2 separate regions of the Homo sapiens genome follow, and region 2 is linked to region 1. Evidence: read pairs that join two places in POLR2A ChIA-PET (ENCODE). Cell type or tissue: Caco-2. All regions are shown on one strand. Each heading gives the region's core, and the rest is flanking DNA. Links, peaks and the distances in the headings are about the cores only. Region 1 overlaps BAMBI (BMP and activin membrane bound inhibitor). Region 2 overlaps LINC01517 (long intergenic non-protein coding RNA 1517).

Region 1 (5,381 bases), core at 73-5,072:
ACTTCTTCCAAAGAGTTGTGGTTCCGGGCAGCGGTCATTGCCGTGCCCATTGCTGGAGGGCTGATTTTAGTGTTGCTTATTATGTTGGCCCTGAGGATGCTTCGAAGTGAAAATAAGAGGCTGCAGGATCAGCGGCAACAGATGCTCTCCCGTTTGCACTACAGCTTTCACGGACACCATTCCAAAAAGGGGCAGGTTGCAAAGTTAGACTTGGAATGCATGGTGCCGGTCAGTGGGCACGAGAACTGCTGTCTGACCTGTGATAAAATGAGACAAGCAGACCTCAGCAACGATAAGATCCTCTCGCTTGTTCACTGGGGCATGTACAGTGGGCACGGGAAGCTGGAATTCGTATGACGGAGTCTTATCTGAACTACACTTACTGAACAGCTTGAAGGCCTTTTGAGTTCTGCTGGACAGGAGCACTTTATCTGAAGACAAACTCATTTAATCATCTTTGAGAGACAAAATGACCTCTGCAAACAGAATCTTGGATATTTCTTCTGAAGGATTATTTGCACAGACTTAAATACAGTTAAATGTGTTATTTGCTTTTAAAATTATAAAAAGCAAAGAGAAGACTTTGTACACACTGTCACCAGGGTTATTTGCATCCAAGGGAGCTGGAATTGAGTACCTAAATAAACAAAAATGTGCCCTATGTAAGCTTCTACATCTTGATTTATTGTAAAGATTTAAAAGAAATATATATATTTTGTCTGAAATTTAATAGTGTCTTTCATAAATTTAACTGGGAAACGTGAGACAGTACATGTTAATTATACAAATGGCCATTTGCTGTTAATAATTTGTTCTCAACTCTAGGATGTGGCTTGGTTTTTTTTTTTCTCTTTTCTTTTTTAAACAAGACCAAGATCTTGCTTATTCTTCCATGTGCCTGTGTAATTTTCTTACAGTGTGGAGTTTCTAAATGTATACTGACCATCTTTTAGTGTCTTACCCACATTCTGGCTATAGGATAACTCTGGTTTTAGCTTTCATCTAAGAAGGAGATCTGGAATTTATGTGTACCAGGTCAGATATGATTGATCAATTTCTGGAGTTGACCTAGCAAAGGTCATTTTGATCCAGGTGTTCCGGAATACCTTTTCCAATGTGTATACCTCCACCCAAAAAAGAAAAAAAAACCAACTAAACAACTGTTTTTTTGTTCAAGTCAGTCACTGTCTCCTTTTACTGTTGATTAATTGGCCAGTTTATTTTGTCCTAAGCCAAATTAAGTATTTTGGCTCCCCAATTAGCCAAACCTTACTGTACAACACACTTAATTTTAAACCTTGTGCTTCAACAGTGTGATGCTTTTTTTTTTTTTAATACTTAGAAAGCTTTTCTGTAGTGAACACGATACACCAATTGATTTAAATAACTGCTACTAGGTTTCATCCTCCCAAATGATCCTTTATGTAACCAAATAGAACATTGGCTTTAGCCAGTAACTAATACAGCTAGGAAACAATGTTTCCTCTTATAAGACTTTTTGTCCTGATAACATTGCCCATCCTGAATTTAAACGTATGCTTTATTTGTGTACTTCCCGTGCCCCCAGTGGATCTTTCTTATTTTAAATGTGAGAATATTATGCCATGGAGGGTATCTTCTGAATTCCTTTGTATATGTGAAATTTTTGCTTAAAAGTTAACCCGTAGGCCGGGCGCGGTGGCTCACACCTGTAATCCTAGCACTTTGGGAGGCCGAGGCAGGTGGATCACAAGGTAAGGAGTTCAAGACCAGCCTGGCCAACATAGTGAAACCCTGTCTCTACTAAAAATGCAAAAATTAGCTGGGCGTGGTGGCGTGCATCTGTAGTCCCAGCTACTCGGGAGGCTGAGGCAGGAGAATTGCTTGAACCCAGGAGGCAGAGGTTGTAAGCTGAGATTGTGCCACTGCACTCCAGCCTGGGCAACAGAGGGAGACTCCATCTCAAAAAAAAAAAATTACAGCCTGCATATTCGAGTATGGGGTTTTCTTTTATTAATATTAATAGACCACCTGCCCCAAAAAACTAAGCTGTGGAATAAACACATATTAATAAATGATAGCATTCGTACTGTCCCTTTTAAGATGAGCAGCTCTTGCATGCATGCCTTATATTTTATAAAAGATGTTAAGCTTTATGTATGTCAGTTTTTGAGGAAGCCAAAGAATTGTTGAACCCAACCCTTCAAACCTGTCAAGGGAATTGATCAAAGTTGTCTGTTGGTGAAATTTCCACCCTCACCTCCACCTCTGGCTCTTTGAGTCTCACTCTGTCGCCCGGGCTGGAGTCCGGTGGCGCCATATGTATCACTACAACCTCCACCCCACTCGCCACACACCACACGTGGTGCACACCACCCTGCCCCCTGCCCCGCCGCGGGTTCAAGCGATTCTCCTGCCTCAGCCTCTGAAGCAGCTGGGATTACAGCCACCCACCACCATGCCTGGCTAATTTCTGTATTTTTAGTAGAGACAGGGTTTTCACCATGTTGGCCAGGCTGGTCCCAAACTCCTGACCTCAAGTGATCCTCCTGCCTCAGCCTCCTAAAGTGCTGGGATTAAGGTGTGAGCCACTCTGCCCAACCCCACTCTGGCTCTTGATCACATTATAGTAGATTGTAGTTTAGAGATGAAAGGACTTCTTGCTCCTTGTACATTCTCATTTCATGTACGACATTATGCAAGCTCAGCAATTCTTCAAGTGGCCAGTTTTTATATCTGTTACGTAGTCAGAGTTTCTTTTCTCTGCTTGCCCTGATGAGGGCCGGTTCACCTCATTTTTTCCAAGTACAGGTTAACCAGGAACTCTGCAATTCTTTAGGAAATAAAACAATGAAGGATTTAAAGTCATGTGCTTTGAAACACTTTGAAATCAGTGAACCCCTTCCTCCCAGAGAGGCCTATGTCTGGACTGGTGTTACCACAAACTTCATGGAGGATGCATGCAGCCTCTCCACTTGATCTTGGGCCTTTGTTCTTCCTATTGTATATTCACGAGGCTATTTACAGCTCCCTGTACTGTGGGGAGGTGGCACTGTGCCCATGGCCTCTCAGTTTTCTGGGGCTCCGCTTCTAGCCACATAATAGGCCAGCCCTGCCTCTTTTCCTAAAAAAATCCTCTCTCTTGATATTCATTTAGTTTTTACACGTGTCCTCACCACCAATCTGAAAGTCAGATCCGCCTTCTTATGAAAATACTGCAGGCACCTCAACTTTGGATGTAACTAAGAACTACATATAGATTTTACTTTTGCTTCCCTGTGAGAGTGCAGAAGTTGCCAGGAGCCAGAGATTAAGGACTAAGATAAGGTCCAGGGTCTACCTGATTCAGTGATGTCAGAAGTGGTGGTGACTGGTTTATTTGTTTTTCCGTCTTAGAGATGTTTACTGTTACTCTGAGGTGTCACAAGGCCAGGCTAACCAGGAACAACCCTTGCTTAATATTGTCATAGAACTCCCCCCAAAAGGAATTTTCCTTTCTGAGTGGAAATTTGCCCAAACTAGAGACATGGGACCAAATTTGCCAAGATGATTTTCTATCTACAACTCCTTACATTCTACCACTGTTGAAAAAATTGATCTGTGCATGGTTATGTCTTTTATGTTATTTTTTTTTCCTTTTATTTTGAATGGCTTAGAGGCTTCCTAGAAATTGACTGGTGTGTCTCTAATTTCTGCTGAACTGATTTTATTAAAAACACTACACCGTAGGGGGTTTGACCTTATAAAATACCAAACATGTCTGCTTTAGAAAATCACAAAGCTTTCCTCTGAAGAGCTCATAAATCTGGTTTCAATATGGGTTGATTATAGGCTAAAAGCTTGAAAGCAGTGGCATCTAGTATCATGACTAGGGAACTGGCTCTTTTGGGGCCGGGATAGCTTTTTTTTTCCCTTACAGCCTCTAATTGGTCCTCTTCTCTGCCTCTCAGCTCAAATGTCTTTAAACCTCCACAGCTGTGCGAACTTCGGCAAATTATGTAAGCTCTTTGAATATTCACTTTTGTTGCCTGTGGTTGCCTGTGGAATGGGGGCCGTAGTAACACCTTGTAGGATTATTGTGAAGAGACATTGTAGCTATTTTCATTCATATACACAACATTCTTGCATAAACTGTGCCCACATAATATTCCTTAAAATCTGAGAACTTGTGCCCATTATTTGTACCGTACATTAATATTGCTTTTTAATATTTAAGATCTTTGCATACTTGAGACTTGCCAGTCACCTGCAGACTGGATATGGCATTTTAAATATTCATTTTCAATTTATTATTTTTGGCCTCTCATGCCTATTAAATAGGTTCATTTGTAATTGTTTCCTTCTGGAATAATACAGATGGCTACTGATGAGAATGTTTTAATCATATAAACTTACTTGAGTTTCTAGTATTTGATAGAATGAAGTTCCCTTGGAGTTTCAGCTGCTCCGAATGGTCAAACCATTGAGAAAATCAATGGATTTGATAGGTAGCAGATAATGTGTCCATATTGTTTGCGTGGCTTATGTCTGATTGGTTCATTCTCAACAATTGATTCTCAATGCCACAATCGATTACAGCCTGCCCCACGGGTGCTCCCAACAAAATACAAATACTTCTAGAACTAGTTTTTAGAACTTTGTGAATTTGGAAGTGGAGGAGTGAGTTAAAAATCATTTAATTACCCTGGATGAAATTAATTTAGTTACTCTGTGGGTCACAGTTATAATAGAAAAATTAAATGCTCCAGATACCAACATTTATAATAGAAAAATTAAATGCTCCAGATACCAACATTTATAATAGAAAAATTGACTGCTCCAGATCCCAACTGACTCCCCTTCCCTCTACCCAATTCATCCTGTCAATATGACTCTATCTGCTGCCTCAAAAAAAGCAGATCATTGATTTTTTTGGGGAATTAGAGATCCCATAGAATGACGAAATTCAACTCTCAAATTTTGGCAACTCTTTATTTGGAGTACATTTTACACTCTGAACATGTCCTTGTTAATCTGCTAACACTGCACTGTTTTGCAGCGTGGTGGTGTAATTCATTTGTCTGCCATTCCAGGAATTTGAGGATAGAATCAGGAAGGTGGCAGAGCTGAGATTAACCAGTTGGGGATTTACTTCTTCCAGCAAGGCAGCAATTTTCCAAGGGATGTGCTTTTTTAGAATTTCAGAGTATTTATTGCTAGGGAAGACCTATCAGCCAAACTTCTGCAAACTTTTCCCATTCTTTGAATATGAAAAGGGTAACAGGAAAGGCATTGATAAGCAATCTGGGGAGATAACTTGGGTAAGCAGTGAGATAATATCTCAAGGCATTTGTCATTCCTCAAGACTTTTAGGAAATTCATTCTATCTAGGAGCTAATGGCCCGCTGACCTCTCAGGGGCAA
Region 2 (5,381 bases), core at 98-5,097, 100 kb after region 1:
AATGATTGCTTTATTTATTGTTGCACGTTGACAATGTTTCAGGCCACATGCTGGGCTACAGGGAGGATAAGATGCTGCAGCCTGCTCCTAGGAAGTTTCCAGTTGAGCTGGCATTTGCAGACCAAGTGACACTTGCCATTGAGACGGGTGGATGCAGTGTCCTGGCTCGAGAGGCCAGACTCTTAAGTAAATAAATGACAAGACTCACGCAGTATGCAGTCTGTGAGCTGAAGCTTGACTAAAGAGTTCACGTTTGTGAGGAGCCTGGCATTCCAGGATAAAGGAAGAGGACAGCAGGAGAAATGAGAATGCCTGGCATATTTTGGGAGCCATGTATGGTTCCATAGCTGTGGAGGGTAAAGTTCCAGCAGGAAGGATGAGGACAGGAAGCTGAGAGGCAGGCGGTTCAGATCACAAAAGGTCTCATATATCTTCTTATATTTAGATTTTGTTTTTGTTCCCTACCCAAATCATAGGGGTGACAAACTTTCTAAAGAGGGCCAAATAGTAAACATTTTAAGCTTTGCAGGTGACCTACTTCTCTGTCACATACAGTTATTTACTTATTTATTTAGAGACAGGGTCTCTTCTGTGGCCCAGGCTGGAGTGCAGTAGTGGGATCACAGCTCACTGCAGCCTTGAACTCCTGGGCTCTAGTGATCCTCCTGCCTCAGCCTCCCAAATAGCTGGGACCACAGGTCCGTACCCCCTTGCCAGGCTAATTTTATTTATTCTTTTATAGAGATGAGGTCTTGCTATGTTGCTCAGGCTGGCCTTGAACTCCTGGTCTCAAGTGATCCTCCTGCTTTAGCCTCCCAAAGTGCTGAGATGATAGTTGTGAGTCACTGTGCCTGGTCACATATTTCTTTTTAAATTAAATTAAATTTTTTTTTTTTGAGACGGAGTCTCACTCTGTTGCCCAGGCTGGAGTGCAGTGGCGCCATCTCAGCTCACTGCAAGCTCCGCCTCCTGGGTTCACGCCATTCTCCTGCCTCAGCCTCCCGAGTAGCTGGGACTACAGGCGCCCGCCACCATGCCTGGCTAATTTTTTGTAATTAAATTTAATTTTTTACAACCCTTTATACATGTAAAAACCATTCTTAGTTCACAGCCAGATTTGGCCCATAGGTCATAGTTTGCTGACAGCCACAGGTGATGGGAAACCACTGGAGATTTTTAAGAGGGAAATAGACATGATTAGATTTGGGCTTTGGAAAGATCATTCTGGTGGCAGCTGTGCAGCAGAGAGACTGGGGGTGTAGGATGAGTCGAGGGGCTAGGCATATGTAGAAGAAGACCTCTAAGGAAGTTATTGCAACAGTCCAGGGAAAAATAATGAGGACCAGGACCAGGTGGTAGTGGCTGTGGCCTAACTTCTTGATAGCTGGGCTGAAGGGAGGTTGCAGCAAAGAATGAGAACGCCTTTGCACATATAATGGTGTTACCTCTCTCTCCTCCTCCTTCCCCCCAATCCCATGGGACATTCTTCTTGTCCATTTGGGGTGGGGCTGACAAGTGGTGGAAAGGCACCATTAGCTGAGGCCCCCTCTTTCCAGGCATGGCTCTACCCCATTGAGCCCCCCAAGATCTTGAAGCAGGACTCCCCTTTCCCATGGGCCCACTCTGCCCAGCTTCTCTGCAGCCAGCCCCCCGGGTAAGACCTGGCGTCCTGCCTCCTTCTCAGTCTGCATGCTAATATACGCTGACTCTCCCATCTTTGGGGACAAACAGTCTCATTTTCTCTCTCAAATAAGCATCTGCACAGAGCATTTGACTGCATCTGCCAGCCCCAGGTCTTAGCCCCAGCTAACTTTATTCTAATTGCCCAGAGTGAAAACTGCTATACTTTCCACCCCATTTCTTTTGTTCGCCACCAAGAACAGTCTCCTTTTTCAGGTGTAAAAGGCAGGCAAAGCAAAAGTGATTCTGGGTAGGGGTGAAGTCATTTCTTATCCTTAGCCCATGCTGATTACATCTTCCCTTCTTGTGGGAAAAGGGCTGCCTCCCAGCAATGTGTGTACATCCCTTTGAATGTTTCTTGTCACTTAGATTTCTTACGCTATTTACTGACCTGGCTCCGTGGGCCCATCTCCCTTGCCTTATCTGTGAGTCTCGTTTCTCTGTAAGAGTCTCTTTCATCTCCTCGGGGGTTATCTTTTCCCCACCAGGACATGAATACCTTTTTTTGTTTGTTTGTTTTTCTTGCAGTTCCCATGGTAGAATTCATGCCCTCTTAACTTTGGTTTCCTTCTCAAATACTTAATTGCAATTTCTTGAATTACTTCCTTCATAATGCGTTTCTCAGTCTAATAAACATGCATGCATTCAAATGCTCCAAATACATGACGGCAAACTCAGTTTTCTACTTTCCTCTTTTGCTATTTTGCTTGATCAAAATTTGTTGCTGAGTTTTGGGGATATAAGTGGTTTCTCTTCAGCTGTGCTTGGCAGAGGTGAAGGTCCCACATGATATTGTGTCTAGTTCTTGTTTAGACAACTCTGTTTTGGGGGCGTGATCACCCCCATTTGAATAATACTCAGCAGTGTTTTCCACAGAGAATACTTTCTGTTTTTCCCATAGCTGCTTTAGAGAGTAGCTCTGTTGCCTGGGTTTTTCTTTACGTTCTTTATTGTTTGCATACATTGTGTTATTCTTTGTATCATCAGCCTATTGTCTTATGAATCTATCCAAACATAAGAGTCAGATAATTATAGTTGGATCTTGAACTCTTCATCTGAGATGATGTGAATGTGGCAAGAGACCTCTTGGATTATCCACGTTGGTTCTAAATTAGACCATTTTGCTCTGTTGTCTTCATGGGTGGCAGCGATGATAGTGATGATGGCGGTCTGAACAATTTTTAGCTAATGTTTGTTTACCCGGTGTTTACCATATCCCAGCTATGGGGCTAAGTTCTTTATTTATATTACTCCATTTAGTCCTCATAAGAGCCCTCTGGATTACAGATGTTCATCATCTCATTTTACAAATGAGGAAACAGACAGAGACTTTAATGAACTTACCCAGGACTGGATGATAGCACCGGGCTTCGACTGTGCGTATCAGCTCGTGTGTCACTAACTGGAGTAATCGTACATACAGGTACATTTTATTTAGGCATCACCAAAGGATGTGTTGAAGCATGCGAATATGAGTTACAATACTTGGGTTTGTGTTGTTTTATGGTCTCACCCCTCAGTGCTCCCTAAAAGTATAGATGAGGAGTTTCACTGTTGCTGGGATTAGGCTTTCCTTAATGTATAGGAGACAACATCCCCTCCCCTCCCACCAACCACCAAATGGAGCCTTCGCACAACCAGAAGTCAGAGCCCAGAGCCCGCATCTCCTTTAGGAGGCACAGTGCCCAAGGCCCCAGGGGTTTTTAGGGACCTGCAATAATGTTTTAATTTCTTTCAAAATTAGAAGAAGAAAGCCAGGTGCAGTGCTCATACCTGTAAGCCTGATTAGACTCTCAAGCCATTTCCTCCCGTGTTTATCTATGGATTCCCTGCTTTCTCCATCGGACATTTACCCATCACGTTGGAGACACCAGCTTTTGCCCACTCTGCCACTGCCAACTCCTGGAACAGGGAGTGTAAGACGCAGCTCTGGGAGATCAGGTCAGAAGACCAGGACAAAGGTTTCTTTGAGCGTTGTAGCTTCACAGGTCTTTGAAATGCTACAGGGATTTTCCTGAGATTTATACTTAAAATCCAGTGTTTCTCAGGACAATATAAATTTTGAGCAGAACGGGGATTTTAGAGATGATCAAATCTAAAGTTCATTTCATAGATGTGGAAATAAAAATAAACACAGGGGGCTTGAATTACTTGTTCAAAGTCATACATTGAATGACTTCCAGAGCAAGACTTGAAACCTACATCCCTGACTCCTAATGGCATGCTTTTTACCTGAAGGCATTAATAAAATGAAGTCTAGATTGTCCCTCTTCTTTTCGTTCCTTGGATAATTCGTTTGTCTCCAAACTTTATTTCCGAACACGCCTTTGTGCCTGTGGATGTTCCAGACTTCAGATGACCTGTTCTCCTTGAGATGTCACATCTTTTATTGACCGTATTTAGTGGCATTTCTGATTTTATTAGTACACTGAAACACTAGAACCATCATCTTTCCTAACTGGAACTTTTAAAAATGAAAACAAGGATAATAATAGTCTGTGTTTGCAGTTCTGGTTTTGGACACTTTTAGATGTGTTTCCTGGGGAGTTTCTTTCTCCATTTATTGAGCTCTATGTAAGTTCTTTTATTTTATTTTTTAAATTTATTTGAATTTTGATATATAAACAAATACTTTGCTTTTAATAATTTCCACTTTTGTTTTAGGTTCAGGGGCACATGTACAGGCTTATTACCTGGGTAGACTGCGTGATGCTGAGGTTTGGTGTACAATTGATTCCGTCACTCAGGTACTGAGCACAATGCCCAATAGTTCACTTTGCCTCCCGTTCTTCCTCCTCCTGTAGGAGTCCTCAGTGCCTGTTGTTCCTATCCTTCTGTCCATGTGTACCCAGTGTTCAGGTCCCACTTATAAGAACATGTGTTATTTGGTTTCCTTTTCCTGCATTAGTTTGCTTAAGATAATGGCCTCCGGTCTTGGTGGCTCACGCCTGTAATCCCAGCACGTTGGGAGGCTAAGGCAGGCAGATTGCTTGAGCTCAGGAGTTTGAGACCAGTGTTGGTAACATGGGGAAATCCTCTATAAAAAAATACAAAAAATTTGCCGGGCATGGCGGTGTGTGCCTGTAGTCCCAGCTACTTGGGGGGCTGAGGTGGGAGGATCGCTTGAACCCAGGAGGTTGAGGCTGCAGTGAGCTGACACTGTGCCACTGCACTCCAGCCTGGGTGACAAAGTGAGACCCTGTCTCAATAATAATAATAATAATAATGGCCTCTAGCTGCAACCATGTTGCTGCAAAGGACAAGATTTCATTTCCTTTTATGGCTTTGTAGCATACCACGGTGTATATGTACCACATTTTCTTTATCCAGTCTACCATTGACAGGCACTGGGTTGATTCTATGTCTTTGCTATTATGAATAGTGCTGCAATACACATGCAAGCACAGGTGGCTTTTTGGCAGAACCATTTATTTTCTTTTGGCTATATACCTAGTAATGGGATTGATGGGTAGAATGGTAATTTGGCTCTTTCTTTTAAAAATAGAATGTGCTGGGTGCAATGTGGCACTTGAGCTGTTGTGGTCTTTACTGTGGTCTTTACTCTGAATGTCACACTGTCTCAAGGGTGTCGTGAGATGATTCAGCTTCAGGCTGTCAACTAGTAACTCCTTGGTACTGAAGCTTTGCCCAAACACCTGCCTACTTTCAGGGGCTGTCCCAGATCACAAGATTATATCAGC

What was found. Peaks named below come from ENCODE experiments on the same cell type or tissue, not always from the same donor. Only the 100,000 strongest peaks of a DNase experiment are listed, where the experiment ranks them.
Region 2: POLR2A ChIA-PET joins it to region 1 with 5 read pairs; 5 of 35 experiments call an interaction of 5 or more read pairs at or near these places.

Annotation. Positions count from the first base shown.
Region 1 is chr10:28,682,045-28,687,425 of GRCh38, forward strand. BAMBI (BMP and activin membrane bound inhibitor) reads left to right here. Exons shown (of 3, transcript NM_012342.3): 3 at 1-888. The coding sequence ends at 357. Among named protein-coding and RNA genes, the nearest start is that of BAMBI, 7.2 kb to the left of the region's middle. RefSeq lists an enhancer at 1,831-2,739. In Caco-2, for the core only: no CTCF peak of the experiment used is centred there; a DNase peak (open chromatin) is centred at 337.
Region 2 is chr10:28,783,100-28,788,480 of GRCh38, forward strand. All of the region lies in intron 2 of LINC01517 (long intergenic non-protein coding RNA 1517), which reads left to right. Among named protein-coding and RNA genes, the nearest start is that of LINC00837, 10 kb to the right of the region's middle. In Caco-2, for the core only: no CTCF peak of the experiment used is centred there; DNase peaks (open chromatin) are centred at 214 and 2,052.